4 separate regions of the Homo sapiens genome follow, and all the other regions are linked to region 1. The links are chromatin loops, found by intact Hi-C in ENCODE. Cell type or tissue: PC-9. All regions are shown on one strand. Links, peaks and the distances in the headings refer to the core of each region. The heading gives the core; the rest is flanking DNA.

Region 1 (8,208 bases), core at 2,157-7,156:
TGGAGTCTCACTCTGTCGCCCAGGCCGGAATGCAGTGGTGCGATCTTGGCTCACTGCAACCTTCACCTCCCGGATTCAAGCGATTCTCCTGCCTCAGTTTCCCGAGTAGCCGGGACTGCAGACGCGTGCCACCATGCCTGGCTAACTTTTATTTAAAACTCTTCCATATACCATTATGCCATCATATCTTACTACAATCTTCCTTTCCTGTTGTTCAAAAAAATCTTACACTCTTATTTCCTCTGAAGCTTATCGATTGATGGGAATGGAAACATAAATAAATATCCAACTCCCAATTGGACATCTTCACATGGACATTTTACAGAAACCTCAAACTTAGTATATCCCAGACTGAACACATGATCTAGCCCCTGCGTAGCCCAGTCTATCTTCCTGCTAGTGTTCTCCATCTCACTACACCATCCACATTCAATTACTTTTAGCCTAGATATTCAGTGTCCATTCAGTCAATCACCAACTCTGTCAATTACAAATGCTAAATGCTCTCTGTCATTCCACGACTCACCATTCACTCCACTTTAACTTTCCCCTTGCCATAATCACACTTACAGGGTTGGGGGAGGGTGTGCGCGCATGTGGTCAGAGTCGAGATCAGGGCTATTGAGAATTAGAATAAGTTTAATACCAAGTCATCACTTCTAACTGGTATAAAAAGACTATAATAGTTCCTCCTTAGTCAGAAATAAAAGTGAACATTTTCTTAGATTCCTGGAAGCTGCTATTCAATATTATAAGCCTTTGTTAATAAATGAGTTTGATTAGATCTTTTCTTCTGTGGCCCAGAAGCCAGCGTGGAGAGATGCCTGGCAGAAGTAGACTTCCAAGTCCAGATTTCCCGATAATGTCTTGGTGAAACGACTGACAATTCTGCTATTCAGATCTACCTAAATACGTAAGTCAATATCAAGATAATAAAATGTTCCAGGATCTGCAGGACTGGTGTGCACATTACTAGGCAGTATCCATACATAAAAGCACAGAAACGTGCTGTCAGGAAAATGAATTAAAATATGAAGAGCTATATTTTTCTACATAGCCCAGGAAGTTATATTCTGAATTTACTAGAATATCAGTGACCAACTCAGATTGTCATTACCAAAGGTTCTTTGACCAGCAGGAAAACACAAGGCACAGGAAAGGATGGACCATTTTCCTTAGTTTTATAAGAGCCAGGGTTATTGCTTTTCTTTTAAGTAATTTACGAGTTAAAGGAAAGGTTGAGAAAATGGTACAAAATATTCCCATATACTTTTACCTACATTCCCCAAATGCTAACATTTTATCACACTTGCTTTATTATCCTGTCATCTATCTATCTATGAACTTATCTATTTTTTTTTCTGAGATGTTTGAGAGTAAGTTGCATATAGCAGCATGTATTTCCAAAAACAACATCTTATGTTTTAACTTAACCCCAGTGCTTTGATCAAAGTCAGGAAATTCACATAGGTACAGTATTATTTTCAAATCTATTGACCTTATTCAAATTTTGCCAATTGTCTTACTAATGCCCATTTTCTGACCCAAGACCCAATTCAGGATTATACTTGCATTGAGGCATCCTGTCTCTTTTAGCCTCCTTTGGTCTGGAACTGTTCATGACCTTGACAATTTTGAAGAGTTCTAGCCAGCTATTTTGTGGAATGCCCCTCAATTGGGGATTTTGTGATGCTTCTTTCAGGTTATGGATTTTTGGCAGGAACATCACAAGAATGAGGTTGTTTCTCCTTTGTGTATCATATCAGAAGCACATGATGTTAATGTGTCCCACTACTGATGTCACCTTTGATCACTTGGATATGGTAGTGTCTGCCAGATTTCTTCTTCTCTGTAAAGTTACTATTTTCCCTTTGCAATTAATAAGTATCCTATGTGGAGGTACTTGGAGACTTTAAAAATATCCTGTTTCTGGTCCTGTTTTCCCTCACGAATTTTAGCATCCACTGGTGATTCTTGCTTCAAATAATTATTGCTCCACATTCCCCATACCTTACCTTTTTCCTGGACACACAGCTGAAGTACAGTGCCTAGTCCCCTCATATCTAGGAGGAATGATATAACTAATTCTAGCGCATAGAGCTATAATTGTAAGGGGTATATGCCCCTTCTAGGTTTGCTCTCCCCACCCAACAAATGTCTCCTATTATTCTGCAGGTTCTTTGCTTGTCAGTCAATTGGATGCATAAGATCCAGCAGAGAACACTAAGAAGGCTTTGGTAGTTGTGGAGCCACTAGACCTTAGCATCTGTACCATTCAGGAAGTCCTATGAACTTGGGTTAAGAAAATCTTTCTTTTAACTGGAATTTGACATCTCCCTTTGTGAATACAGATGGCAGCTATAATAGTGTTAGCAATACCAATGTCTTTGTCACCAAGATAAATCATATATATTACCTATCACGCTGTATTCAGTGCAGACATCTTGAAATATATTTACCTATCACTAATTTGAAATTAACTTTGAATTTTAATTATTAGATCTGTCACTATATCTTTTTTTTCTTTTATCACATTTAGAAACTGTCCTGAGAGGAGATTTATTGGCTTCACCAGACTGCCAAAGGGGTCTAAGACCTAAAATAGGTTAAGACAGAAAGAGGAGTTCCCTGAGTCACTGCATTTTGAGGACAACCTAGGGAAGGAGGTGGGGAATATCTGCAATAGAATTTGCATGAGAGAAAAATAAACTTTTACTCTCTTAAGCTGAGATATATGCTGTTATTTGTTCAGCAATTATCTTATCCTGAGTAATCAAGAGAATAAAGTTGTAAATGTGGAAATTATATGCAAGGGAAGATGGTTGAGGCCATGGGATTGGATGTGATTGTTAAGAAGAGAGACAAGTACTGAATTTGGGGCAATTGCTACATTTTGGAAAAGAAGACAAAAGAAACAGATGAAAGAATGATCTGAATAGAAGAAAGAGAACCAGAAATACGTGGTGTAAAAGATTCTATGAACCTGAAACCATATTTTCATTTCTCAGATGTCTTCATATAGAATAAGTCCTTATCTGTTGTCTGGAAAGATAAGAAGCTAAACCATTTCAGTAGATTTGCTCAACTATATCTGTCATTTACGAGATGACAGGTATTGTACTTCTCTAAGTCTAGGTTTCCTTGTCTATGAAAAAATTGCAATGCAGATTACAGAAGGTAATGTAAGTAAACACATGCAAAAGAACCTACTACAGCTTCTGACATGTATCTATCGCTAGAAAAGTTAGCTATTTTTCTCCCCAGTCTTTCCCCCTTCCTACCCTCATTAGCAATCCATTTCATGTATTAGAGTTTAAAAGAACTAAAGAGTATATTAAGAAAACTGTAAATTTTTTCTTAAGTCAAAATCACAGCATTTTAGACATTATACTTGCCATAGTATTCAAGCTATAAAACTCAGCAAAATCATTATTAAAATTCAAATAGAATCTTGATATTTTATTTGGAAAACAGATTGAGTGAAAAAAAGAGGCGTGTGATTTTTATTTGTTTTTTTTTATTTTTTATTTTTTTGTTTGTTTTGAAATGGGGTCTCACTCGATCACCCAGGTTGGAGTGCAGTGGTGCAATCTTGGCTCACTGCAACCTCCGCTTCCCAGGCTCAAGCAATCCTCCTATCTCAGTCTCCTGTAATTTTTAAATGTCAATCAAAAGCAATCAAAACACCAAACCATCATTTATTGGAGTTTAGTATCAGAGAGTCCTCACGAGCTATGCAAAAATGTTGTTGGTCTTCAGGAAATCCACCTCTGAATCGCTCCTTCTTTGTCCTTAGTACCTCGTTCCTTGTCTCATGTTCTCCTACCACAAATGCAATGCGAAGAGGAAGAGAGGGGTGCTTCAAAAATCACAAATTTTATACAGGTACATATTTTATTGTTAATTTCTTTCAACACTGGATATGGATATTTTATATATAAATATGAAGCCCTGTATGCATTCCTTAAAATTCAATTACAAAGTCCAGTGGAACATGAAAACATAGATTAATATTGCCACAGCATGTGAGGGAAAAACTGTCTCTCATCTACTTTGAAAAGTTTTATTAAGAGTCTCTTGGAATCACCATGTCCAAAACACGGATGTGCATAAACCAACGCATTTTGATAACAGTTCTGTAATTGAACCCCTTTCTCCTCTCACCCTAGAGTTTCTTGAACTGAGGAATGAGTAATATCCTGGACTAGAGGCTGAGAGATTGTTTTCATAAGCAACAGCCATCTGTGCAGAATAACAATAGAGCTGAAAAGATTCTGACCTATGTTACCAAAGAATTTTCCAGATAATTCAGACTCTTTCTATGAAAAGTGCCAGAATCTGAGTGACAAGCCCAGGCAACTCCTCCATGTAGTTTTAGGAAGAAAGTGCTGCCATCTACAGGGTCGACATGGAACTAATGCTTTAAAAAAAGGTGGAGAACCTACTGGATCTTAAGGTTTTAATTAGCTATAGGAAAAAAAATAGCAATAGCATGGCTAACGAGAGTAACACAATGTGTCCACTTTAAAATTTTTATTCCAAATATATTCTACTTCTTTGCTGTCCAATACAGCTTTCATGTGGCTATGAAGCACTTGAAATGTAGCCAGCGTGACTGAGGAATAGTTTCTAAATTTTCATTTCATTTTAATTAATTTCATTGATTTAAATTTTAAAACTGATACTCAATTCAGTCATTGAAAACTTTTAAGTATGCTTGTAACAACTTAGGTGTCTGAATCTATTTTTTTCAAATGTAAATTTTACGATATCTATCTACAGATTAAATATTCCTAATAAAAATGTAGCATCTGAATTGCGTGTGCTATAAGTGAAAAACGTACACCACATTTCAAATGTTTAGTACAAAGCCAAAAGAATGTAATATTTTTCATTAATAATTGTTATATTTAGAACATGTCAAAATTGATATTTAGCTATATTATGTCAAACAAAATATATTATTAAAATTACTTTTATTGGCTTCTTTTTACAATTTTAATGTGATTACTAGAAAAGTTTAAACGACACGTGTGGCTGACAGATTTCTGTTGTACAGCACTGTTTCCATTGTACAGCACTGTTCTATTTTTCTATTGTACAGCACTGTTCTAATTGATTCAAAAAAAAGAAGTAAATATGTTTAGCTGTTTAGTGCTTACAGAATCACATGAAGTGCTAGATTTACAAATGTCGTATTTGACCTCAAAATTAAAGCAAACGTGTAACAGACACTGATGCCATTATGGATAAATGTAACATAATTTTTAGAGGAAATGATCTCGTTCGGTCTTCAGTGATCATCATTGTGACTGATAGACATCTTAAAATGGTAGAAAATTTGGATCTTGATGAATGTAACAACATAACCGTTTTTATCATGGTTAACGAACTGGTGACAAGAAGCACACATTGTAAAGAAATTCCACTAAATTTGTGTCCTGTTCCACTTCTTCCATCGATTTCCAGCATTATCTCCCCGAGACTATATCTTCATTGCGAGGACTGACTCCCTGCGCTCAGCAGCCCCCCACTGGCCGTCCTGACAAGCGCAGTGCAGACTTCTCCCTGTGGTGCCACCCCTTGGTCTTTCGCGGCTGAGGCAGTCCTTCTCCAAAGTAAAAACATCTCCTTCATCAAGGATGTCTTCTTCCAATCTATAACATAAAAATCCTATCTCCCCTCTCCTTCTTCTTCCATACTCCATATGTTTAACACATTCTTCTGTTACTCAGGCAGAAAAAAAATAAATAAATAAACCAGACAGGCCCATGACTCAGTTAGCAGATGCCCACACAAAGATAGGGTGGCCAACCGTACTGATTTGTTTGCCCAGGACTGTCCCAGTTTTAGCATTGAAAGTCCCACCTTCCAGGAAACCCCGGTCCCGAGCAAACCAGGCCGGTTGGTCGCCCTACTTGCCAATCTCGCCTGTTGACAGCAAAGCCAGAGACAGGAGAGCCACACCCCCGCGCTTTGCTCCAGCAACAGGGAACTGCCTGTTTCCCTGCTGACTTTAACCTCCTTCCCTTTACCCACAGGGCCGCCCTTCCCCTTCCCAGCCCCCTAACTTACCTGTCGCCCTGTCATCCTCCAGGCATCACTCCCCGTCCAAGGCCTTCCGTCACTCCTCTGGCGCAGGTAAGTTGTACCTAACCACGTTGTATTTTAATTCTCTGTCCAGTTCCCAAGTTTCCCATCAGCTGTAAGCTTAAGTCAGGAGTCTTGTTCATTCTTGTATTTCTGTCATATATTAGCTGAACTTGTGAGTGAATGTTGATTCGTCTTAGAAAGGCACCTGGGCTCTGGGTATATTTTGTGGGCCTTCTTCCAGGAATACACTCCTCTTCTGACATAACGACCAACGACAAACTGTTTTCCAAGACTGGACGTCTGCATTTCCCAGCCTTGGAGAATCTTTCCCCAGTCTTAGTCTCTCCAACACAGTAGGCAACACCGTCCTGTCAGTAATCCCTGACTAACACCACCCCATTCCACCCCTAGGGGGAAAAAAAAGACGCACATATGTACGCACATCAAAAAGTTACAGCAACAATAACCAAAAAATTCCTTGCTTTCATTTTCAACACTGGCTAGTAATTTTTGCCTTTGGGGGTTGGAATCGCTCAATATGCATATTTCTTTCCAACGTGGGAGAAAAGAATGCACACAAGAATGCAGCAAAGTGGAGAGGATGCGTAGAAATAATGAAAGAAGTGTACCTAGAGGTGATTATATATGGAAAGACAACAAGTGATCTCAGAGTGGCAGGTAGTGACAAGGATGCAAAAAAAAAAATCAGACACAGTCCTACTTGTCCAGGAGCCAAGGTGGTTATAATTTGGAAATTACATAGGTGTGTTTTCTAGATATTACACAACATATAAGGCAATAAATTGCTCTTAGCAATACAGAGAAAAATGTAAACTTTCAGTAAACATTTTAACATATTAATTTTATATATTTACTTTATGTATTTTAAACTTATCTATTTTAATATATTTAAAATAAAAATTACATCTTTATATATTGAAATATATTAAAAATATTTAAACTATTAATTTTTGTTTGTTTGTTTGTTTTTGAGATGGAGTCCCACTCTGTCACCCAGGCTAGAGTGCAGTGGCGTGATCTCGGCTCACTGCGATTTTCCTGCCTCAGCCTCCTGAATAGCTGGGACTACAGACACACGCCACTATGCCCAGCTAATTTTTACAGTTTTAGTAGGGACGGAGTTTCGCCATGTTGGCCAGGCTGGCTTTGAACCCCTGACCTCAAGTGATCCACCCACTTCAGCCTCCCAAAGTGCTGAAATTACAGGTGTGAGCCACTGCATCTGGCCTATTAATATATTTTAAAACGTTAGATTATTAATGGTCACTTTTGAGTGCTAATTACGTAAAATAACTTTACCTGTATGATTCTCAAAGCTCTATGAAGTAAGTTCTATAATTATCTCCATTTTACTGAGAACTTGTGGCACAGAAAAGTGAAGAAACTCATCCAAGGTCATAGAATTTGTAAATGAAAGAGCTGGGATTTAAAGAGGCCCCTTAAAGGTGACAGCAACCCCCTGGGATGCATAGAAACATGTTCACACCACTCTCCAATAATCAAACAGCACACCAGCAAAACTAATTTATAAAAAATAACTTGCAAAGCCTATAACAGTTTCAGCATGCACCATGCTGTTTTACTACAAGCTGTACAACATGCTTCCCAATGGATGTTCTAAAAACATGCATACACCTTAGTAAATGTTTATTTCTCATAGGATAAGCCCATGCATGAAAGAATAGATAACGGTGTCAGAATGATGAATTCATTTTCTCCTTCATTTAAGTTAGAATGATAGTTCTTTTTCACCTGAAAGCGGTGTTAGAAGTGTTGTCAACCTTAGCTGCTCAATGGAAGCACCTGGAGAACTTTAAAAGCCACTAAGATCTGGTTACCATCTGCAGAGGTTGTGATTTCACTGGGACTTTTAACCTCCCCAGAGGGTTCTGATGTGCACTCAAGATAAAAAAGCACGTTTTGTTTAGAGTAAGCAGAAGAATTTCAAGGTGTGTCTCCAGATCAGCCATCAACTTCACTTGGGAGCTTTTTAGAAATACAAATTATTGCACTCCCTCCTGGATCTACTGAATAAGAAATTCTGAGGGTGGGGCCCGGCCTTCAGTGTCATAACACACCCTCCCTGTGATTCTG
Region 2 (8,208 bases), core at 1,982-6,981, 140 kb before region 1:
CTCACATCTGTCTTCAACCATTATTTCAGGCATGATTGTGGGACATGCCAGTGAAAACTGACTTAGGTTTTTACATGTTGAAATAGTATTTTTCGCTTTCAAACAGAAAAGGCTATCTTGCCTATAAACTATGCTTGTGATTCTCATGAAATCTTTCTTATATTTCTATATTTTTCCTTAAATTCTTATATGCCCAAATATGGAGAAATAAACTCTAAGAGCAGCTGAACATCTTACTTTAAACCAAAAGTTCCTTTTTTTAATCAAAAAATAGATTATATTAGCCTGTCTTTGAGGATTATGCCCTAAATCTCAAACTTTAGTTAGAGGAATATTTCCTTTTATTAAGTGGCTTCATTATACTTTCTTAAATGACCTCTTCTCTGAATTTAAATCGATTTTTTTCTATTGTTAGGTCTATCAGTTCTGCCTCAATTATCATCAGCTCTTCATGTAATTTAGAATCAACCAAGTTTTAACCCAAACATTTATTTGCAGTTGCACATGGTCCGGATATTGTATCCTCTTCTGGTGTGTTTACTGCCTCTCGCATTCTGAGACATTCTAAGCATAATGCAATACATCAGTAATCTACCACTTTCCTTTTGTCAGCCCATACCTCTTTTTGTCCTTTCTGTTTTTAAAAGGAGTTTCAGGTCACTCGCACCTCCTTCCTAGGTTGTTTCATTTCTGAGCAGTTGCTGAGTTTCCTCCACCAGCTCTGCCTTCTGCTGTTTGAGTTCTCTACTCTTTAATAAAACCTGGGTGGTTCATTGGAGTGTTTTTATTTTTTAAATATTCCCAATGTTTTAAAAATTTATCTCACTGGAGTTTGTGCTGCTGTTTGTTGTTTTGCTTTTGTTTCTGTTCTTAGTTCTTTGGCCTTGTATCAGACAACTCTCTAATTCTTTTAATTGGGTTTAAATCAAAGAAATCACCTAGTATTGTTGCTACTTTCCCATCGTCTCAGTGGGTGCAAGGGCAAGATGCAATCAGTGAATAACAACAAATATAGATGAGCACTTTCCTGGCCCATTACCAGTACTAAATGCCAAAAACCAACATCTTGGGAGTAAATGATACATCCACGTGAAACGAATCAATTCCACATGTTCAATATTGAATTTGGGGAAGGACTTAACTGAATAAATGGTGAACTACAGCCCTAGAGTAAACATAACAAGTTAATCCAAAATCGATTATTATTAAAATGCTTAGCACATTTTTAAATCTTTCATTTAATAAATTAAAACCATATTTATTGAGAGAGAAAGAATATGCATGAATGTGTTAAAAACCAAAATGAGCTATTATCTGCTTGCATAAAAGAATACCTGGAAAATTCATGATGGAACTGTCATATTACAACTAATAATTTATAGGGAATCCCCAAGTATGGCATAAAATGCATATTTTTGAATCCCCCACGAAACAAAATAATAAACATAAAAGTATAATCTAAAGAGAAAAACACAGTAAAGATGTTACACTGAGAACTTCCCAAGATAAATATCTATATAGCAGTGTCAGCTGCTAACAAAATTATTCATCTTACTTATGATAGTGTATACCACTAAAATATCTCAATAATAAGGGAATCTTACTTTGACTTAATTTTAGAAATGGCTTTACTACTCCCTAAAGGAGTGCACAGTTTTATTTATTTGTTATGATAGTTGTAATATTTGGTTTTATGCTTCAGATTACTAATAAATTTTCTACAGGTCTATGCACTATGCACAAACAAAAGTGAGAAAGTGACAGAGACAGCAAGAGAGATAATTATGATATTATGGTTGTGATATTACTTCAGTCATGCTTATGTGACCTGAATAATAGACTTATATCAAGGGAATAGTTTAGCCAAGCGCTGACATAAATCACCACTTCTCTTTTTTCCTTTATAATTTAAACTCACCACTAATAACAAATATTGACAAAAATACTGCTGTGCTAGGAATTAAATAGCAATGTGACTGTCTCTACCTCTAGAAATTAAAATTTTAATTGGACAGATAGGAGATAAATATATTTTTTTAATACTAAGTTGTCAGCTTGGCTCAACTTGATCTGGAACATGGAATATAATCCTATATCCCATTCAATTAAGCGATCAATAAACAAAGATACATCACATGCAGTGCCAAGCAGCCAGCTGGGCACTGGTGGGACAGCATAATCCAAGGGCCAGGGGCTCACCGGCAGGGGTGCTCTTCCCTGTGAGAGGTCAGACTGGCATGAGCCTCAATGAAGTATTGGGGTCAGAGCTGAGTGGCTGTCATATGCATGGATGATTAAGTCTAGCAATTAAAGAAAATAAGTGGTCAAGTAAAGGACTTAGAAGTCCAAAATGAAAGCCTAGTGTAGATGGGGTTCTGTGGCATGCCCAAGATCAGAACTGGAGGTGAGGTAGAGGGCAGAGGCCAAAGTATATGTTCAAACCAGAATGAGGTCAAGCAGTGTTTAGAACCAAAAGCTGTCACTTGTTGATGGAAACGGCTCTCTCACAGTTGCAAATCACTACACACCAGCGCATCCAAGTTGCCCTCAAGCTGGCAGGGTACAAAGAGCTCAGTACCTGGATTAACACAGGAGCTGAGACAGCAGCTCACCTAACTTTCTGATTAGACACAGAGACAGAATATGATAGCAATTCAGAAGGAAAACATGATGACTTCCAGGGAATTCTAAATGAGCTAAAGAGAAAGGCATTAGTAAATGGGGAAAGTCACTACTAATAAAAAAAATTACTAAAAATGAACTTCAGATTGAAGGGAGGCATACGGGACAAAATACATTCTGTCGTCAATGAACAGAACAGTTTCCTGGAGCCAAAGGCTTGCTAGGAAAGTGGGAGACAATGCCTGAAAAAACAGGTGTAATTCGGAAGGTGGAGGACTTTGAATGCCAGGATTAGAGGGAGGCTAACTTGTAGGTTCCTCAGGGCAAGGTACTGCATTTTATGTATCACTAATTATCCAAAGGGAACCAAAGTAATTAATTACTTAAGAATTATAGTTTCCTTATAATGATGACAGTATACTAAAACTGGCATTTTATTTAGAGATTAGATTAAATCCTTGTGGGAAAAATTGAACGTACTTTTCATTACCCATTGTAACCAATTTATATGAAGGGCTCACCATAAGCCAAATACAATAGAAGCTTTACATGCCTCCTTATACATACTTACTAAGTTAGTATTATTATTGTCGTTATTTGACAAACAAAGAGACAAAGGTCTGAAGAGGTTACGTATCTTGTTCAAGGTTACACACCTATCAACAGAGCTAAAATTTGAATGCAAGTAGTCTGATTCCAACAGCTAAGACTTAAACCACAATGCTACATAATACATGAATGATATCTGACATCTATACATCAATTTGTGATTATCAAAATAGAGTTCATGTCTTTGAGTCTCAGAATAGCTTTATGGGGTAGTTGGTGTTTTCACATAGTTATGTTTTCTATGAGACTGGAACCACAAAGAGAGAGAAACAGATCTAGGATGGGTACGACTTTAACTTGACAATAGAATATACCTCCAAGAACATGAGCCAAAAGGGCCAGAAACCTTGAGCTTCCTTGATCCCTGAGAGCAAGATCAAAACTGGTGGGTGAGGTGATACAGCAGGAATTTTTAGGCCAACTCCAGTCCTAGGTCCCTTGAGGAATGGAGGAAGTTTGGTCCTATTTTTTGTGAATGACCTCTTTTCACTTTTAGGTTGCCTGGATGTTGTGGTCAGTGATCACATCTTAAATCCCCTGTGTCAACAACACCTTCATGTAGTAAATGCTCAGTAAAGGTTATCTGTAAATGATTTAGGCCAAGAAGTTTGGATTTGGCTTGGCATTTGTTATGTAAAATTTTCAAAATAAAACTGCCAAAACTTCAAACATAAAATAAATGTAATACGTCAAGGCCAAAAAATGGTGGAAAGGAGGCAGGACTAGATTGCAGCTCTCACTTGGATGAACAGAGCAGTGTGTGGAAACTCACACCATAAACTTCTGCTCCAGAACTACTACAGGAATATACCAGGAAAGCCAAGAGAATCCACAGACCCTGTGAAGGAAGCAGTTTGCTCCTACAGGACCCAGGAGACACCCCAAATACTGTGAGTGCCCAAGCTGTGAAAGTAGGAAAGGGGGATAGCCCACCCCCGAACACACACCCTCACTGGGGAATCTGCAGCTCCAGATCATGGGAGAAGGATATGAACTTACCTGGAGCTGATTTAATTAGACAGCTGAGTGAAATAAAGGGTAGAGAAAGCAAGGGGAAAAGCCCTGTGGGCTCTCTGGGTCCCCTAATAAGCCATTTCTACCTTGTCTCACAGGGGTCCTTGGGGAGGGTGGCCAGAGGAACTGGGAAAAGACCACAGCGAGAAGGAAACCTCCAGCTGAACTTTGTAACAATTCCAACCAAACATGAAGTCACCTGGCCAGAACTTGGGGGAGGGAGTGAATTTGGTGTACAGATTCAACAGGAAGGGAGGCATGAAAGCCCTACTTACATTCTTTGCTGGGAGGCTGGTAGCCTGCGGCAAGTTCTTAGCCTTGCTCATCCGCTGCCTGCAAACAAACTTGATGCTGTTGGTAGGGCACAGGAGTGAGACCGGTTTTGGGGGTTGCAAGGGAGCTGGGTGAGGCCTGTAACTGCCGGCTTTCCCCCACATTCCTGACAGCCTGCATGACGCAGCAGAGGCAGCCATAATCCTCTGGGAACATAACTCCATTGACCTGGGAACCTCACCCCCCTGCCCCACAGCACAGCCTCAGCAAGACTCACCCGAGGAGAGTCTGAGCTCAGACAGTCCTAGCCTTGCCCCACCTGATGGTCATTCCCTATCCATCCTGGTAGCTGAAGGCAAAGGTCATATACTCTTGGGAGTTCTAAGGCCCTGGCCACTGCCTGATCCTCCCTATACTACCACAGCTGACGCTGTCTTGAAAGTGCCACCTCCTGGCAGGAGGCCAACCAGCACAAAAATAGTGCATTAAACAACAAAAGCTAAGGACCCCTGCAGAGTCCATTTCACTCCCCTGCCACCTCTATCAGAGCAGGTGCTGGAATCCAACGCTGTGAGACCTGAAAACAGCCCATAGCACAGGACTCTGAGCAGACAGCCCCCAGTACTAGCCTGGAGCCTGGTAGCCCTGCTGAATGGCTAGATCCAGAAGAGAAATAACAGTCACTACAGGTCGGTTCCCAGGAAGCCACATCTCTAAGAAAAGGGGGAGAGTACTACATCAAGAAAACAACCTGTGGGACAAAAGAATCTGAACAGCAGCCTTGAGCCCTAGTACTTCCCTCAGACATAGCCTACCAAATGAGAAGGAACCAGAAAAACAATCCCAGTAATACGACAAAACAAGGTTCTTTAATACCCCTCAAAAAATCACACTAGCTCACCAGCAATGGATCCAAGCCAAGAAGAAATCCCTGAGTCACCTGAAAAAGAATTCAGAAGGTCGATTGTTAAGCTAATTAAGGAGGCACCAGAGAAAGGTGAAGTCCAATTTAAGGAAGTCAAAAAAATGATACAAGAAATGAGGGGAGAAATCTTCAGTGAAATAGTTAGTATAAATAAAAAACAATCACAACTTCAGGAAATGAAGGACACACTTAGAGAAATGCAAAATGTTCTTGAAAGTCTCAGCAATAGAATAAAACAAGCATAAGAAAGAACTTCAGAGCTCAAAGACAAGGTTTTCAAATTAACTCAATCCAACAAAGACAAAGAAAAAAGAATTTAAAAAATGAACAAAACCGCACTCAGTGCTCAATGGTGCCCAGGCTGGAGTGCAGTGGCGTGATCTCAGCTCGCTACAACCTCCACCTCCCAGCAGCCTGCCTTGGCCTCCCAAAGTGCCGAGATTGCAGCCTCTGCCCGGGGCCACCCCGTCTGGGAAGTGAGGAGCGTCTCTGCCTGGCCGCCATCGTCTGGGATGTGAGGAGCCCCTCTGCCTGGCTGCCCAGTCTGGAAAGTGAGGAGTGTCTCTGCCCAGCCGCCATCCCATCTAGGAAGTGAGGAGCGCCTCTTCCCGGCCGCCATCCCATCTAGGAAGTGAGGAGCGTCTCTGCCCTGCCGCCCATCGTCTGAGATGTGGGGAGCGCCTCTGCCCTGCCGCCCCGTCTGGGATGTGAGGAGCGTCTCTGCCGGGCCGCCCCGTCTGAGAAGTGAGGAGACCCTCTGCCTGGCAACCGCCCTGTCTGAGAAGTGAGGAGCCCCTCAGCCCGGCAGCCACCCCGTCTGGGAAGTGAGGAGCGTCTCCGCCCGGCAGCCACCCCGTCCGGGAGGGAGGTGGGGGGGTCAGCTCCCCGCCCGGCCAGCCGCCCCGTCCGGGAGGGAGGTGGGGGGGTCAGCCCCCCGCCCGGCCAGCCGCCCCGTCCGGGAGGGAGGTGGGGGGGTCAGCCCCCCGCCTGGCCAGCTGCCCAGTCCGGGAGGTGAGGGGCGCCTCTGCCCAGCCGCCCCTACTGGGAAGTGAGGAGCCCCTCTGCCCGGCCAGCCGCCCCGTCCGGGAAGGAGGTGGGGGGGTCAGCCCCCCGCCTGGCCAGCCGCCCCGTCCGGGAGGGAGGTGGGGGGGTCAGCCCCCCGCCCGGCCAGCCGCCCCGTCCGGGAGGGAGGTGGGGGTTCAGCCCCCCGCCTGGCCAGCTGCCCAGTCCGGGAGGTGAGGGGCGCCTCTGCCCAGCTGCCCCTACTGGGAAGTGAGGAGCCCCTCTGCCCGGCCAGCCGCCCCGTCCGGGAGGGAGGCGGGGGGGTCAGCCCCCCGCCCGGCCAGCCGCCCCGTCCGGGAGGGAGGTGGGGGGGTCAGCCCCCCACCCGGCCAGCCGCCCCGTCCGGGAGGGAGGTGGGGGTTCAGCCCCCCGCCCGGCCAGCCGCCCCGTCCGGGAGGTGAGGGGCGCCTCTGCCCGGCCGCCCCTACTGGGAAGTGAGGAGCCGCTCTGCCCGGCCACCACCCCGTCTGGGAGGTGTGCCCAACAGCTCATTGAGAACGGGCCATGATGACAATGGCAGTTTTGTGGAATAGAAAGGGGGGAAAGGTGGGGAAAAGATTGAGAAATCGGATGGTTGCCGTGTCTGTGTAGAAAGAGGTAGACGTGGGAGACTTTTCATTTTGTTCTGTACTAAGAAAAATTCTTCTGCCTTGGGATCCTGTTGATCTGTGACCTTACCCCCAACCCTGTGCTCTCTGAAACATGTGGTGTATCCACTCAGGGTTGAATGGATTAAGGGCGGTGCAAGATGTGCTTTGTTAAACAGATGCTTGAAGGCAGCATGCTCGTTAAGAGTCATCACCACTCCCTAATCTCAAGTACCCAGGGACACAAAAACTGCAGAAGGCCGCAGGGTCCTCTGCCTAGGAAAACCAGAGACCTTTGTGCACTTGTTTATCTGCTGACCTTCCCTCCACTATTGTCCTGTGATCCTGCCAAATCCCCCTCTGCGAGAAACACCCAAGAATGATCAATTAAAAAAAAAAAAGAAAAGAAAAAAAAAAAAAAATGAACAAAACCTCCAAGAAGTTTGGGACAGAATTAAACAACCAAACCTAAGAATAATTGGTGTTCCTGAGAAAGAAGAGAAATCTAAAAGTTTGGAAAACATATCTGGGGGGATAATTGAGGAAAACTTCCTTAGCCTTATTAGAGACCTAGACATCCAAATACAAGAAGCTCAAATAACACCTGAAAAATTCATCACAAAAAGATCATTGCCTAGGCACATTGTCATAAGGTTATCTAAAGTTAAGATAAGAAAAATAATCTTAAGAGCTGTGAGGCAAAAGCACCAGGTAACCTATAAAGGAAAACCCATCAAGTTAACAGATTTCTCAGCAGAAACCCTATAAACTAGAAGGGATTGGGGCCCTATCTTCAGCTTCTTTAAAGAAAACAATTAGCAGCCAAGAATTTTGTATCCAGCAAAACTAAGCTTCTTAAATGAAGGACAGATACAGTCTTTTTCAGATAAAAACAACGCTAAGAGAATTCGCCACTACCAAGCCAGCACTACATGACTACACGAACTGCTAAAAGGAGCTCCAAATCTTGAAACAAATGCTGGAAACACATCAAAACAGAACCTCCTTAATGTGTAAATCTCATTGGAGGTATAAAACAAAAATACTACTAAAAAAAATCCAAGGTATACAGGCAACAAATGGCATGATGAACAGAATAGTACCTCACATCTCAAT
Region 3 (8,208 bases), core at 1,799-6,798, 89 kb after region 1:
AACAAAAGAGCTCTTTGATCTCTTTCTGCTACATGAGGACACAGGGAGAAGGTGGCCATCTGGCCGGGCATGGTGGCTCACGACCCCCCAGCATTTTGGGAGGTCGAGGTAGGTGGATCACTTGAGGTCAGGAGTTCAAGACCAGCCTGGCCAACATGGCAAAACCCCGTCTCTACTAAAAATATAAAAATTAGCTGGGCGTGGTGGTGTGCACCTGTAGTCCCAGCTACTCGGGAGGCTGAGGCAGGAGACTCACTTGAACCTGGAAGGTGGAGATTGCAATGAGTCGAGATGGCACCACTGCATTCCAGCCTGGGTGACAGAGCGAGACTCCAACTCAAAAAAAAAAAAAAAAAGAGAAAAGAAAAAAAGCAAGGTGGCTGTCTGCACCTGGAAGAGGCCCTCACCAGAACCAGACCATGCTGGCACCCTGATCTCAGATTTCCACCCTCCAGAACTGTGGGAAATAAATGTCTGATTTTAAGCCACCCAGTTTATGGTATCTGTTGAAGCAGCCGAGCTAACCAATAAATAAAATATATATAGAAAGAAAGTCAGATGGTGACAGTGCTAAGGCGATGATTAAGCAGGGATTAGAGATGGGGAGTACAAGGGTAGGGACTGGACTTATAAGCCAGGTGATCAGACAGGGTGACTGAGAAGCTGATATTGAGCAGCTACCTGAAGACTCAGAGGAAACAAGTAGCTAACTGCTGGAAGAGCATTCTGGACATAAACAGCTCAGAACAGTAGCAAGAGCAAAGACCGGAGTGTCCCAGGCACAGCTGCAGTCACAAAAAGGACACTAGTGCAGTCAAATTGGCACCAGCAAAGGGCAGAGTTAGGAGAGGAGGTGGTAGAGGTAACAGGAATGCTAAGGTGTGTGGGGCCTCATGGGCCAGCCAAAAGGGGTTGGCTTTTACTTTCAAAGCTAAGGAGAGCTCTTGGGAGGCTGAGGCAGGCAGATCGCCTGAGGTCGGGAATTTGAGAGTAGCCTGGCCTGGCCGACATGGTGAAACCCTGTCTCTACTAAAAATACAAAAATTAGCTGGGTGTGGTGGAAGGCGCCTGTAGTCCCAGCTACTTGGGAGGCTGAGGCAGGAGATTTGCTCGAACCTGGGAGACGGAGGTTGCGGTGAGCCGAGATTGCGCCACCACACACCAGCCTGGGTGACGGAGCAAGAATTCATCTCAAAAATAAATAAATAAAGCTAACGGGAGTTCAATAAGGGCCTTTTAGGCCATGTTAAGAGAAGAAAACAGGCCACATGTGGGACACGTGGCATCCTTGAGTCACACGGGGGAGGAGTTGGCTCTGAGGCATTGCCTTGGAGATATGAAACAGATGTGTCACCCACATTCAAGAAACAATTTTTCCACAACTGGGTCAGGACCTTTGGTAAGAAAAAGACCACTGCAATTTTAATAAAGGCAATTCATACTTCTGTTTAATGCCACTTCATGTTCCTGGAGTTCAACTAAAGAAAAATACTTTTTTTGAATGTCAAGAAGGGTCAGATAGCATGGGACCAGGCCAGAAGAGGAGGCCTACTGAGAGTTTATAAAACCCAGTGGTGGCTGGGTGTGGTGGCTCATGCCTGTAATTCCAGCACTTTGGGAGGCCGAGGCGGGTGGATCACAAGGTCAGGAGATCAAGACCATCCTGGTCAACAGTGTGAAACCCTGTCTCTACTAAAAATGCAAAAATTAGCCAGGAGTGGTGGCATGCACCTGTGGTCCCAGCTGCTCTGGAGGCTGAGGCAGGGGAATCGCTTGAACCCAGGAGGTGGAGGTTGCAGTGAGCTGAGATTGCGCCACTGTACTCCAGCCCAGGCAACGGAGTAAGACTCCATCTCAGAAAAAAAAAAAAAAACCAGTGGTTTGTATTGAGCCCAGACAGGTGTCTGATCCTAGGCTAGGACTCCTTCCCCGGAAACACTTCCAGAAGCATTTTTCTGTTGGTTATCAGTGGTTCCCAACTTGGCTTTGCAGCTACGGAGACTTTACAAATATCCATGCCGAACCCACACCCACAGATGTTCCGATTTTTGGGGAGAGACTCAGGCATCAACTTTTTTTTTTTTTTTTAATATGGAGTCTCGCTTTGTTGCCCAGGCTGGAGTGCAGTGGCACAATCTCGGTTGAGTGCAACCTCTGCCTCCCGGGTTCAAGAGATTTGCCTGCCTCAGCCTCCCAAGTAGCTGGGATTATAGGCGTGTACCACCACACCTGGCTAATTTTTGTATTTTTAGTAGAGACAGGGTTTCACCATGTTGGCCCGGCTGGTCTCGTACTCCTGACCTCAAGTGATCCACCTGCCTCAGCTTCCCAAAGTGCTGGGATTATAGGCATGAGCCACTGTGCCCAGTCGGCATCAATGTATTTTTTTTAATTCTCCAGGTGATTCTCATGTGCAAGGAGAATTGAAAAGCACTAGGTTGGATTCATCTTTTTTACCACTTCTATCCATCTGTTCCACGCAACACCATACATGTGCCTCACACACCTATAATCAAACCAAACCATGACAGCCAATTGCTCAGGCCACCATGTGTATACACTTGCTTCCTGCTTCTTTCATTACGTTTTATTAATTTTTTTACAAATGTAACATGTTTAACAGTACCACCTAAGAGAATGTGTGAGTTTTCATGAGTAAAGAAGTATAACCCCTGAGAAGCAGTTTCAGCATTTGAGAAAATAAATCTGAAACAATACAATCTTCCAAATTTATACCAAACCCTCCTCCCTTTGCAAACTCTGCTTCCCAGGGCGACTCTATTATTGACAATGTGGGCAAAGGGGTAAACAGGAAAAAAAGCCGTGTTCATTTCAAGCCACTAAGAAGCACAGGCCAAAGGAAAAATAAAATCAATCAACCTTTGCCAAGTGGCAAAGAACAAACCAGTGGGGACTGGAGTCCTATAGTCAGCTTTTTAAAGAGTATTATGAACAATAGGGAACAAATGCTGCGTAATCACTCAAAAGATTTACAAACAATGCGACAGAACAATGCAAACTGAGTGAATACTACTGGGTGGATGTTTACTCCGCCAAGAAAAACCGGACACCCTAAGCCTCACTAATAAAAGGCTCTGTGTGTACATTCATTCACAGTGACCCTCTCACCCAGAGAACCATGGGCCTGTCAGTAACATTCTCTCTTCTTGCCTTAAAAATCATTTGGAGATATTGTCATCAAGCACATTAATTCCCATTTTACAGAAAGGGAAATAAAGGCAGGAAGAGGTAAATTAATGTGATCAACAAAGTGGCGGTCAAGCTGCCCCAGGCATAGCTAAGAGTAGAAACCTATCGTTACTGGTGTCATCTCTAACCACAAATTTTCTATCCACTTTCTCAAGAAAATCAGAGTCTTAGTTTGATGTTCTAAAGCCTAACTCAAATTTTTCTTCTTGCTCAGCTTGGTACCTGTAGTTGCAGCTACTGGAGAGGCTGAGGCAGGAGGATCCCTTCAGTTCAGGAGTTTGAGATCAGCCTGGATGACAGAGTGAGACCCTCATCTTTATGGATATATATGTATAAAGAACAAATTTTTCTTCTTTTCCAAAACCTCTTTTGGGTATTCTCCCTTTGTCTTTCTTTCTCCATACTCTGTCTCCATCTCCAAACTGCGTTACACAGTTTGAACATGTTATAGTTAGCTCTCAGGGACCATCCAAACACAGCTTTTTCTTCTGCTAGGATTTTGGTGAATATATGTGTCTTGAGATAAGCAGCCATCTGCTAGGACTTGTTGATGTTCTTTATCAGATAGCAGTTTCTCTGGTGAGGCAGCTTCCGCGAGTGGGAAGGGGTAGATGGAGACAGGGTGCAGATAAGGGATCTCCAGGATGCCTTCCCATGAGGGGTGCTAAATGCAGCGAGTGAGGGTGCCAAGTCTGGGGAAGGAAGGCTGCCCATGTGTTGGGTCTGCTAATTAGCACCATTTGAAAATAATTATGACAAGACCACACAGGGAGAGCATGATATTTCAAGCGTAGCCGACCATTAAGTAAACAGGAGCACTGAACTATATTTCCTTGGTGATTGTGAAAAATCTCCGAAAAGATGGACAGAGGCTGCTGAGGACCTTAGTCCTTTGCAGGAACCAGAAGGAAAAGCCCAGGCAATGCTTCACTACCACACTCTGATTGCTACCAAATTGTTGAGTGTTCTCCATTCATTTCAGTATTTGTTCATAAAACAGGAACTTTCATTATTAATAGCTCAGGAGAGAGAGATGGCTGGTGTCTCTCACATCCCTGTCCCTTCATAGCCCTTGGAAGACCAAACAGAACCAAGTATGGACCTGGCTCACCGAGTTGGGAAGGTACTGGAAGGGGCACTAGTGAAGCAGGCTGGCCTCCTTCGGGCACCTCCTGTCTGCCCACCCAACCTCTCCTCCCTGTGACCCCTGCACCTTTGCTCTTTGACTTACACCAGTTCTTTGTCCTACTTCCATTCTGGCTTGCTCTGCAGTCTCATCTTTATGGTGTTTCTAACTCTCTTGCTTTCCTCCCTTCTCAGATGCAGTCCAAACCTTGACTCTACCTCGTAACTCATTACCACCTCCACCTGTGCCTTGGAATCTGCAGGCAGGTGCTGGCCTTCCCTTCTGGAGACCACAGCCAGCTCTCTGCTGCCCCCACCTGGTCCATAGCAGAACCTGCAGACGGTAACCTGGCAAATTGGTCCTTAAATCTATGGCGGCTTCACCAGTTTCCGGCATCAATTCGAATTTTGCTAATTTTGTTTCACCATAGCCTGGCTTGACTTACGGGTCTCAAACAATGCTTAATGTTTAATGGCCAAATTATGCTAACAAGCAAATGATCAAACTTAGGGGAAGCACTTTATTTTTTAAGGTAAGTGCAAAACAGTGGTAGCATTGTGATCATTCTGAAAAATCTAGCCTAAAATGATGGCTTTTTTGTTTCTAATCACTAGAACACACTATGTAAGTGTAGAGTTATTCCAAAATGTGACCATTTTTGTAACACTGATTTTTTTTTCATTCCAGTTCAAATTTCCTATAATAGTAGTAACAGACGGTGGGGAGGAGGGGAAGAAGGAGGAAGAGGAGGAAAAGGAGATGACTCAGCTATAGTTCCCCTAACCCTCTTGGTTTATGAAGCAGCTCAGAAACTTATTAGAACAAATTCCAGCATCCGAGACCACTGAGCTAACCATCCAACCACCCACACCCAAAGAAATAGCAAGAACATAAGTTTGGACCTGACCTGCTCAGCTCTCCACCACAAGCCTCTGGCTAGACTCAGGTACACAGTAGACCCTCAGTGAGTACTTAGTGAATAAATCAATGAATACGCACGTAATTAGTAATGTTTTCTAAACCATACATTCACTCAGTGCACTAGAAACACTTGTTATTTTATATAGTCTGGCAATATAACAGCACTTGCTTCTAATATTGTACTCAATAGTACAAGTGCCATTCTCTCTCACCCTTAGTTATTTCTATTAATAACTTCAACTCCATATTATATATTTTTAAATGGCCTAGGAGTGAGAAAAACATTTATTTTCATAAACCATCAAGGAATTCCACTGCTATGATTGAAAAATAAAAGGTCTGAAAATACATGTCTACATTTTTTCACCTTTTGAAAACATAGCATTTCTCAACAGAAATCCAATGCAGTTTTACAAATATTCTCTTGTCCATGAACTTTCACTGACATCCAGAAGGTATAACAGTGGGGCAGGTGAGTTTGGTGGTCTTAGGCAGAATGGAACTGCAACTTAGGTTCAGTGGAAAATGATGCAATTTCCTTGCAAATCAAAACCACAATGAAATACCGTCTCACGCCAGTTAGAATGGCGATCATTAAAAAGTCAGGAAACAACAGATGCTGGAGATGATATGGAGAAATAGGAACACTTTTATACTGTTGGTGGGAGTGTAAATTAGTTCAACAATTGTGGAAGACTCTGTGGCAATTCCTCAAGGATCTAGAACCAGAAACACCATTTGACCCAGCAATCCCATTACTGGGTATATACTAAAAGGATTATAAATTATTCTATAAAGATACATGCACACGCATGTTTATTGCAGCACTATTTACAACAGCAAAGACTTGGAACCAACCCAAATGCCCATCAATGATAGACTGGATAAAGGAAATGTGGCACATATACACCATGGAATACTATGCAACCATAAAAAAGAATGAGTTCCTGTCCTTTGCAGGGACATGAATGAAGCTGGAAACCGTCATTCTCAGCAAACTAACACAGGAACAGAAAACCAACCACTGCATGTTCTCACTCATAAATGGGAGTTGAACAATGAGAACACATGGACACAGGGAGGGGAACATCCCACACCAGGGCCTGTTGGGTGGTGGGGGACAAGGGGAGGGAGAGCATTAGGACAAATACCTAATGCATGCAAGGCTTAAAACCTAGATGACAGGTTGTTGGGTGCGGCAAACAACCATGGCACATGTATACCTATGTAACAAACCTGCACATTCCCCACATGTATCCCAGAACTTAAAGTAAAATTTTAAAAAAAAGAAAATGATGCAATTTCTTTTATAATGGAGAAAAATCACTTGGTTGTAAAGTCCAAATTAAGCACAATGTGGATAGATAGATGTGTAAACACACACAAAATGGCAAAAAGTGATATGGAGTGTCCTTTTTTTCAGTGACAAGCTGAAAGTTTGTACTCCAACCTGGAGTACAATGCCATAATCATGGCTCACTGCAACCTCAATTTCCTGGGCTCAAGTGATCCTCCCACCTCATCCTCCTGAGTAGCTGGCAATACATTTGCACGCTACCACATCCAGCAGTTTTTTAATTTGTTGTTGAGATAGGGTCTCACTATGTTGCCCAAGCTGATCTCAAATTTCTGGCCTTAAGTGATTCTCCCACCTCGGCCTCCCAAAGTGCTGGGATTACAGGCATGAGCCACCATGCCTGGCTTAATTTGGAATTTTTTATAGATTATATTGATAAACTCAAGATTGAGATCTACAGTCTTAGAAAGATAAAACCCAAAGACCCAGGACTACATGATGACAGCAAAATTGTCCACGCTACTTTGAAAAAGAGTCACGTTAATACCAAGGCATTTTGATTAGTTGTGGAAAACCTGACCAAACAAGATAGAGAGATTATGTAATATGAATGGTACACTCTTACAAAGGAGATACAATAATTAATAAAGTGAAGCGTCCAAACGTGAAAACAGCCAAATATATAAGGCAAAAACTATTTAGAAGTCCAAGAACTTGATTAAAATTTAATTATAGTGGGAGACATCAATATATTTCTTTTAGAAGTGAATCAATATTATATTCATTTATCTACATTTGCTGATCATACAGTGATCCTTATGTCTTTCAATTAGAGAATTTTTTTCATCTATCCATCAACCATTTACAAAATTTGATCATGAAGCCGGGCGCCGTGGCTCATGCCTGTAATCCCAGCACTTTTGGAGGCTGAGGCGGGCGGATCACGAGGTCAGAAGATTGAGACCATTCTGGCTAATACGGTGAAACTCTGTACTAAAAATACAAAAAAAAATAGCTGGGCGTGGTGGCGGGGGCCTGTAGTCCCAGCTACTCGGGAGGCTGAGGCAGGAGAATGGCGTGAACCCGGGAGGCAGAGCTTGCAGTGAGCCGAGATCGTGCTACTGGACTCCAGCCTGGGTGACAGAGTGAGACTCCATCTCAAAAAAAAAAAAAAAAAAATTGATCATGAATTTGAGCACAAAGAATGTTAAAACATATTTTTAAAAAAGGTTTAGGGCGGGCATGGTGGCTCACGCCTGTAATCCCAGCACTCTGGGAGGCCGAGGTGGGTGGATCACCTGAGGTCAGGAGTTCAAGACCAGGATGGCCAACATGGTGAAACCTCGTCTCTATTAAAAATACAAAAAAATGACCTGGCGCAGTGGCTCACGCCTGTTATCCCAGCACTTTGGGAGGCCGAGGCAGGTGGATCACCTGAGGTCAGAAGTTTGAGACCAGCCTGGCCAACATGGCGAAACCCCGACTCTGCTAACAATACAAAAATTAGCTGGGCACGGTGGCATGTGCCTGTAATCCCAGCTACCTAGGAGGCTGAGGCAGGAGAATCGCTGGAACCTGGAAGGCAGAGGCTACAGTGAGCCAAGATGGTGCCACTGCACTCCAGCCTGGGCAACAGAGCAAGACTCCGTCTCAA
Region 4 (8,076 bases), core at 3,032-8,031, 590 kb before region 1:
CTACTCGGGCGGCTGAGGAAGGAGAATGGCGTGAACCCGGGAGGCAGAGCTTGCAGTGAGCCGAGATCGCGCCACTGCACTCCAGCCTGGGTGAGACGGCCAAGACTTTGTCTTAAAAAAAAAAAACTAGCATGTGTATTGAGACAAGGGAAGTGCTTAACTTATCGATAAAATAAATAATTAAGTTTTACTATTTAGACCAAGTCAGGAAATATTGTCCTTTTATTTCATTACGATTTTCTGATATTTAATCTCACGTAAGGTGGTTACTGTTCTTACTTTTCTCTCCTGCTCTCAATGTCCTGCTCGGTTTGATAGAGTTAAGTGTTGCTTCTCTCCCTGCCCAGAGCTTTGGCTCCAGAAAAGACCCACTCAGGGGATCTCTCTCAGTTTTGCCTTTGAGGCTCCCCCAGTGTCTCGTGTCCCCCCAGCCGCTGACTCTTGAGTTGATAGCTAGTTCCATGTTTCTGCATATTGGCCTGGGTTTAAATGTTCCTTGCTTCCTGAGGCTGCCCTTCAGACCTGGACTCAGTGTCCTTAAGCCCTGGGCAGCCTGCTCACTCCCAAGCAAGCTTCTTCCTGATCTCTTGACCCCTTGCTTACTGGAGTGGATGGAGCAGACACAATGACATTTTAGACTCCTAAGGATTCTCAATGTGGATTTATTGTCCTTTCAAATCCCTTTCAGCCAACTCGAAGGAGCTCTCTCCAAGTGGACAAGTTATCAGGATGGCGTTCGACAGTTCTCCGGTTGGATGGATAGTATGGAAGCCAACCTGAATGAATCAGAAAGGCAGCATGCGGAGCTGCGGGATAAAACAACGATGCTCGGAAAAGCCAAGGTGAGAGCTGGATTTCAGATTCCATGTGTTTTCTCACAGGCTTCTTTAGAATGCCACAGTCAGACAAAAATGGGATTACGTGTACCCTAGGGCAGTGCACATAAGCAAATTACGTTTGGGGCTTTTAGTATAATCTCTAAAGGCTTCTTAAACTGGACTTTCATTTGTGATTACTTTATTAGTGAGTGAAAATTTTTCCTTCCAGGAAAACCATGTAGATCCATGTTTTATGATACAAACCATTTAAAATGTAGCACCATGAAATATCTTTTAATGTCTTCAGCCTGCTCATCATTAGGAAGTCTTCCTTTTTTTTTTTTTTTTATCACATCCCTTTGTGTTATCTTTTGTGCATTCGTCATAATGCTTACATTAGTACAGTACTACATGGAAAGATTTTTTTAAATAAATAAATAATGGCATGTTCTTAAAACTTATTGGCAGTAGTATTCAAACATGAAGTTTTACAGTCCTTTGGTTTATAGCTGCAGCCTCACTCCAGGGCATGATCATCGGTCAGCCTGTTCCATCACCCCCTTACCATTATCCTAAACAGCACTTGTGATCTTCTACACAGAAATCCTTTAACCTCTCACATTCTCTATTCCTGCTCATTTGTATCACCTCACCCTGAATATATTACATTGGAAACCTCATTATTCTCAGTGCCTTCTTTCTCATTGCCACTTTGCATCTGGCACTAGGTCCTACTGATCCATCCTCTTCACCTGAACTGGAACAGACTCCTAATTTTTCACCTTGTTTCTTGCCTCCATCTATTGTTATCTCCTATAAAGATGAATGTCTCACTTCCTGCCTGAGGTCCTGTGTTGGCTTCCCATTGTCTACAGGATAAGCTCAATCTCCGTCACCTGGTTTGTAAGAATGGAAATAAACTCCTCTGCCATGCTCCTTTCCTTCATGCTCCCAGCCTCCTCCCTTGCGCTCTCCAGCCTTGCTGAATCTCACACTATCTCCTGAACATGCCACAATCTTCACAATTCTGTGTCTTTGCATAATCTCTTCTCTTTTTACAGAAGGTCCTTGCTCTGTCTCTGCCCCTGGCAACCTCCTACTTATCTTTCTGAATGAATTTTGAAGTCATTTTAGCTATGCTACACCACCACCGCTCAGGCTTGATTCATTGTTCTGTTCTCTCATAGCCCTTGGTTCAAAGCTCTTTATCAATTTCATATATATTTGCATGTCCCTCTCCTTCAGTGAATAGAGATGCTTAATTTTCTTTATATCCTCAACACTTGGCTCTCTGTCTGACACAGAACACACGCTGAATAAAAGTTATTTAAATGACTAAATGATCTTATGTGACCTATGCCAAGGTACTTAATGTTTCTGGGTCTCATTTATGCATCCATAAAATAATATAATTATAATTATCTGCTTCATAAATACCTGCATGTATTATCTGTTATAATAATTAATTGCTTAATTAATTGGATTGTTCATCTATTCAATCAACATTTATTGAGAAATTGCTACATGTAGGGACTGTGCCCGATTCTAGCAGTAAAAACAGTCAAGCGTATGTTAGTGGGGATGCATGCACTCAGTAATAAATGTACAAATAAATAATTTTAACTGCTGAATACTATGAAGAAAAAAAAAGTAGTGTGGTGTGAGAGAGAATCATTTTGAAAAGGCTCATACAGCTTGTTTGAGGCCAAGGGAGAGGGACAGGAAAGGCCTCTCTGAAACAGCAGACATATAGTCCATGCACTAAAGAATTTAAGCCAGAGAAATGAGCCTGGGGAGGAGTTGAGGAACCAGCATTCCGGATAGAATAAAAAGCAGGTCCTCGGGCCCTGTGGAGGGAAATATCCTGGTGCAGTGGGGAGCTGTGAGGAAACAGGCAGGTGTTGTTGCAGCAGAGAGTAGGCAGGGAGGGGCTGCAAGGGGAGTTTGATGGAGAGACAGAGCCTGATCCTCCATTGCCATGCCAGCTGCTCTGAGGATTTTCCACTTGATCCCGGCAGCATTGGGACGATAATCCAGGTTTTAAGCTGAGAAGCGACACGATTCAACTTTTAATTGCAAGACATTATATCACTTAGACTGCTGTGTGGAGCATGAAATAAGGGACAGGGAAAGAATTGGTGGCCAGGAATCTGCCTGGGATACCACTGCAAAGTCCAAGTGAAAGAGGAGGGCAGCCTGGGCTGGGGAGTTTGCAGGAGATGTGGGGACAGATGTCGCAGTATAATAGGAGGTAGAGCTAACAGGATTTCCTAATGGTTTAGAGGACGGAGAGCTAGAGAGGACGCTGGAACAATTCCCATGTTCTGGGTTGACCGTCTGGGTGGGAGGTCATGGCATTTGCTGTTTGAAAAGAGATGGAAAGAGAAGGGGGCTTCATGGGGGCTGGGGTAGAATAGGGATAGGGTGAACATCAGGGGTCCATTTCTGGACATAATCAGTTTGAAATGTTAAGAGTAGAAATATAAAGTAGTTAATTGGTAATTCATATGTTAGAGAAAGTTCTGGACCAGACATAAAATACACACACACACACACACACACACCCATGCATTCACACACATATCTGTGTCAAATAGATAAAATGATGGAGGAGTGGACGAATAAATAACCTGAGGTCACTTGTCAACTGTACAATTAAAATATCTTGATTTTAGCAGTGTCGTTGATGTGATGGTGCATGAATGGCCACTTTATTTTTCTTAAATGCTCTCTAGTTATTAAATGAAGAAGTGCTGAGTTACAGCAGCTTGCTGGAGACCATCGAAGTCAAAGGGGCTGGCATGACAGAACACTATGTCACCCAGCTAGAACTCCAGGATCTACAGGAACGATACAGAGCCATCCAAGAGAGGGCCAAGGTACGGCAAAGCACTTTCCTTGTAGACTCACCAAAAGGGGAGTGTTTGGAGCTGTGCTCCTTTAAAGACTCATTTATGTTCAAGAATGACAGGCTTGGGAAAACAGAACAAAAGCAAAATGAATTTTTAATATTTTAAAGGAATTACTGGCAAAATCAAAAACCTTCAAATATTGTTAGTATTATGAAAGCTATGAAAGTAAGATAATTTTCAACTAAAAATTCCTAGAAAGGTACCAACTTAAAAAAAATTCTGGACACCTTCAATTGAAGACTCATAAATGCCTTATTATGTCTGATGATGAGAGTTTTCTAAGGTGGGAAATAATCACTGATAGTATTAATCATTCTTCATTTAGTCCTCACAAAGAAAATAAATATGCTTTTTCAGAGCGCATTCTACTATGGAAAATTTAATCCACAGTACGTCCAAATCTTCATTTAAGGCACAATATAAGAATTTCAATTTTCTTCATTAGCAAAAGTGAATTTTTATGAAATTAGTAAAGTGAATTCATTTCTTAGCCTGTTACATTTTATAAGGTGTTCAGAGATCATGTAGTTAATTCAACAAAATAATTAATGACACTTTTATTCCTGAAATATTAGGTTTTTATATTTTTACATAAATATTGAAGATTCATGATTCTAGGAAATAACTCATATTCTAATGTCTCAATAATTATACTTTTCTAAAATTACAAAAGTGAATTACAGCACACTGATGCTTTATAAAGTAATGTGTTCCTAACTTCATTATTTTAAATGCTAATTATAGGAAGCCGTAACCAAGTCTGAAAAACTTGTCCGCCTGCACCAAGAGTATCAGAGAGACCTAAAGGCATTTGAAGTTTGGTTGGGGCAAGAACAAGAAAAGCTCGACCAGTATTCAGTTCTTGAAGGTGATGCCCACACTCATGAGACAACATTGCGTGATCTTCAGGTAAGGCCTCCTTTATCCTAAAACAAAGGAATCTTCATTCTGAATATGGAATTATTATTTTAGGCAATAGGAAGTTAATAGAAACCTTGAGTCCAGTGGCTAGTTGATACACATTAAGTGCAATCCCCATAAGGTTTGATCAAGAACATTCTGAGACCTCAGCAGTATGCGCTAGTTGACATCATTTTGTAGGCAATTTAGGTAGGACAGGACTAGCACTTGGGGGATTCATGGAGCTGCTAGGGTGGCCCTGACAAATGGCTGGAGATCTAATTGATGGGGTTTTCTGGCTTACCTGCCTGTTTCTCCCTAAGGGATCACATCAGATCTGGGGGACAGCGGCAGAAGTCATTAGAAGGTGACACAAAGTCAAACTAGTGGCAATATCTTGAACCATGTAGTTTTAAGCAAAACCTGCCACATTGCTGATGGTACCGGTTCGGGCTCAGAGTTCTAGAAGAAGGAATTACAGAAGTAAAAAAAAATAAGTGTTAGTGCCCAGGCCAGCGGGCCATAATTCACGGTGAGATGCCAGACATGGTGGAGAAAGTGGTCACAATCTATATACTTATTTACTCATTCAGTATTTACTGGATACTTAATACAGTACAGATACTTTGCTAGCTACTTCAGGCAAAGATGATTAAGATATGATTTCTGTCTTCAAGAAACTTGAAATCTGATGAGGAACACAAACCCATAGAAAGATGATTATAAATAATATGGCGAGGACATTAGTAGACTAATGTAAGGGGTCTTATGGTAGCATCAAAGAAGGGCCCATAAACTTACCTTAAGGAATAGGTAGGAATCAAGGAAGTTCACCAAGAAGGGGCCACCATGTACAAAACAAACAGCAGAAGATGGAGGAAGGCCAATGAGACCACTTTATGTCCCACCAGTGATGTGTTGGAACTTACAAATGTGCCATCAGTCCTGATCAGAGTTGGTTCAGGATTGGGTAAGTTTTACCTACAGCTTGAACAAGGTGGGAAAATCAGGGACCATCATGATTATCAGTCACATATAAAATTTCTGGCTTTTTCTACTAGTTCTTGGAAATTGTATAATGGCAAGAGAATGGGGTTGGGATTGGGAAGTTGGGACTCTAATCCTTGATGGGACCCAACACTAGGTGACTTCAGGCAAGAGACAACTTCTCTGACCCAATTTCATCCACAGAGTTGTAAGGATTAACCGAAATGGAAGAAAATCTTATTTAAATATACGGTCTACTCATGAAGTAAGTAAATACTAAAAGTTAGAAGGGTCACAATTTCCTTAGCTTACTTAAGGGTCTCATCCATCCTGCCTCCAAAGAGTAGGATCCACAGGTTTAGCTGTTGTAATTTATTTGACTAGAATTGACTATTTTCTTTACATAACCCTTCTTAGTTCTACACTACCAACATCACTGGTAAGCAAATGCTGAGCTCCCTGTGCTTTTGTGTAGAACTAAGTCAATAGTTACCCATCACCAGCAGATGTTGCTGTTGCTCTGGTCAAAAGAAAATATTTCACTTAAGCCGGTATTCGTGTGGTGCAAACCTAACCTCCCCCTGATTTCACCATGCATTAATTCTTACATTTTCTATTGTGAGCCACCACAAAGGTTAAAAAAGAAGGAAGATGCTAGTGGCAGGAAGCAGTGGTGGAGAATTGTGATGCTGCAACCACAAAGCAGAATTTCTTCAGGATCCTGATGTTCTGTAGCATGTACATGGTGTAGGGATTGGCCAGTAATGTGGAACATATTCAGAAATTATTTTGTATAACCTGAAGGCCTAGTTTGGGTCATAGAACATATATATAGTTTATATATTTTTAATATAATATCTTTAATATATTAATATATATTAATATATTATATACACACATTTATGTTACTTATAGATTTTATATATTTAACAATATTATATATATATTTATTTAAATATTGAACTATTTTTTCCTTCAGAATACAGACTTGAAATTTGGGATATATGAGAATTTATTTAATAGAATATTAACTTGGATAATAGATAAAGTGGTTACTTATGAACTATGGAAAAGATGTTGAGAAGATTAATAGATTAGTCAACTACTGTCCAGGGCCACAGTGTCTGTATTTTTAAATAAAATATTATTGGAATGCAGCCACACCCATTTATTTATGTATCGTCTGTGGTTTTTTTCATACTACAATGGCAGAGTTAAGTCATTGCAACAGAGACCTATGGCCCACAAGATCCAAATTATTTACTATCAGGCCTTTCATAGAAAAAGTTTGCCAACCTTGAATTAGGAAAATAATTATAAAAAATTATCTTGAAAAAAAGTCTAAGAATTTTAGAATAAAGTTTATGTATTTGTTGCCAATTTGATTAATATTTTACCATGTATATCTATAGTTCTTCTCCTTCCATGTGCATATGTCTTTACATTATACTGTGCTTGAAGTGACATCATATTTGAAGAAAAATTTTCTATTAGTTGAAACCATGTGAGAATGTTATTTTTGTAAGAAAAATATTTTAGCAATCTTAAGTGGTTTTTAAAATATAGTATTGAGAAATACTATGTTTTAACTACATATACTGATATTTTTAACATTGTTGATGGGATTTGACTTGATTTATTTTACTTTGGGTGATCAGATCAAGTGACAGTATAGATTTATGTTTATCACCAGAAATATAAGTGTGCCATGTTGTTTTACCAATATCTTTAAGGATATAAGATTCTTTTTGTCCTATAAAAAATAGCATATGCTCTTCAAAACTTGATTTATACTAAATTTGTAGGGTAAATCTTTGGGGTTTAGGCTTTGGTGGAGGAAATTTATTTGCACCTCAGAGCACCTGGTGGGCAGGTGTGATGAACCAATTTCCCAAGTTTGTGTGCCCTGCACTCTCCAGTTTCAAATTTTCTTGGCCACCACAATGCCTAGAGTACAGCTTTGGCAAAAGATTCCTCCTTAGGAAGCAGAAGGTTCATTGTTTCTTTCTCAGTCACAAATGTAGCACTGAGCTATTCAATGTCAAAGCAAGAAGCTTAAGTCACTTTAAGCAGATTATGAGCTATAATAAGCCTAGGTCATTCTTTTAAACAATAGCCCTTTATTCACAAGTGTTTTTGCCTGTTAGCTAAAAAGTCAAATTTGGGAAACTGTTGATTGAGAAAAATATTGGGGTGTGTGTGTGTGTATGTTGATTATTTTAATTGAAAAAGTTTTAGGAATCCTTCTGACTTCGGAGAAAATATGGTTAGGGACATATTTTTGTATAGGGCATAATAATAAAATCATTTTTTTCTAATGAGAAGTTCAAGTGGGCACAGTTGGCTTGGGCAAGACATGCTAACCCATGCAAGTGTGAAATATGATTGAGAGTGACAGCCATACCTTTTTCTCTGCAGGAGCTACAGGTACACTGTGCAGAGGGGCAGGCCCTGTTGAA

The links. Hi-C counts contacts between places; a loop is a spot of excess contacts. Peaks named below come from ENCODE experiments on the same cell type or tissue, not always from the same donor. Only the 100,000 strongest peaks of a DNase experiment are listed, where the experiment ranks them.
Region 2: a loop joins it to region 1, with 7 times the contacts of the local background. A loop is called at or near these places in 5 of 110 quality-filtered maps.
Region 3: it touches region 1 in a loop (6-fold over the local background); 11 of 110 quality-filtered maps call a loop at or near these places.
Region 4: it touches region 1 in a loop (4-fold over the local background); 12 of 110 quality-filtered maps call a loop at or near these places.

Annotation. Positions count from the first base shown.
Region 1 is chr6:151,761,816-151,770,023 of GRCh38, reverse strand. LOC107986529 (a long non-coding RNA gene) reads left to right here and starts at 3,882. Exons shown (of 2, transcript XR_007059818.1): 1 at 3,882-6,141. It also overlaps a transcript of ESR1 not described here. In PC-9, for the core only: CTCF peaks have their summits at 4,400 (motif pointing left), 5,544 (motif pointing left) and 6,548; DNase peaks (open chromatin) are centred at 4,343 and 5,873; H3K4me3 peaks cover 1,852 bases; H3K27ac peaks cover 1,619 bases.
Region 2 is chr6:151,897,691-151,905,898 of GRCh38, reverse strand. The region is part of intron 3 of ESR1 (estrogen receptor 1); the gene reads right to left. Among named protein-coding and RNA genes, the nearest start is that of ESR1, 94 kb to the right of the region's middle. RefSeq lists an enhancer at 4,269-5,468. In PC-9, for the core only: a CTCF peak has its summit at 4,983 (motif pointing left); DNase peaks (open chromatin) are centred at 3,708, 4,588 and 5,438; H3K4me3 peaks cover 2,348 bases; H3K27ac peaks cover 4,300 bases.
Region 3 is chr6:151,672,353-151,680,560 of GRCh38, reverse strand. It overlaps a transcript of ESR1 not described here. Among named protein-coding and RNA genes, the nearest start is that of ESR1, 130 kb to the left of the region's middle. RefSeq lists an enhancer at 4,496-4,545. In PC-9, for the core only: a CTCF peak has its summit at 4,634 (motif pointing left); a DNase peak (open chromatin) is centred at 4,660.
Region 4 is chr6:152,354,936-152,363,011 of GRCh38, reverse strand. SYNE1 (spectrin repeat containing nuclear envelope protein 1) reads left to right here. Exons shown (of 146, transcript NM_182961.4): 64 at 689-842; 65 at 3,554-3,697; 66 at 4,475-4,639; 67 at 8,036-8,076. Among named protein-coding and RNA genes, the nearest start is that of SYNE1-AS1, 22 kb to the left of the region's middle. In PC-9, for the core only: a CTCF peak has its summit at 6,102 (motif pointing right); no DNase peak of the experiment used is centred there.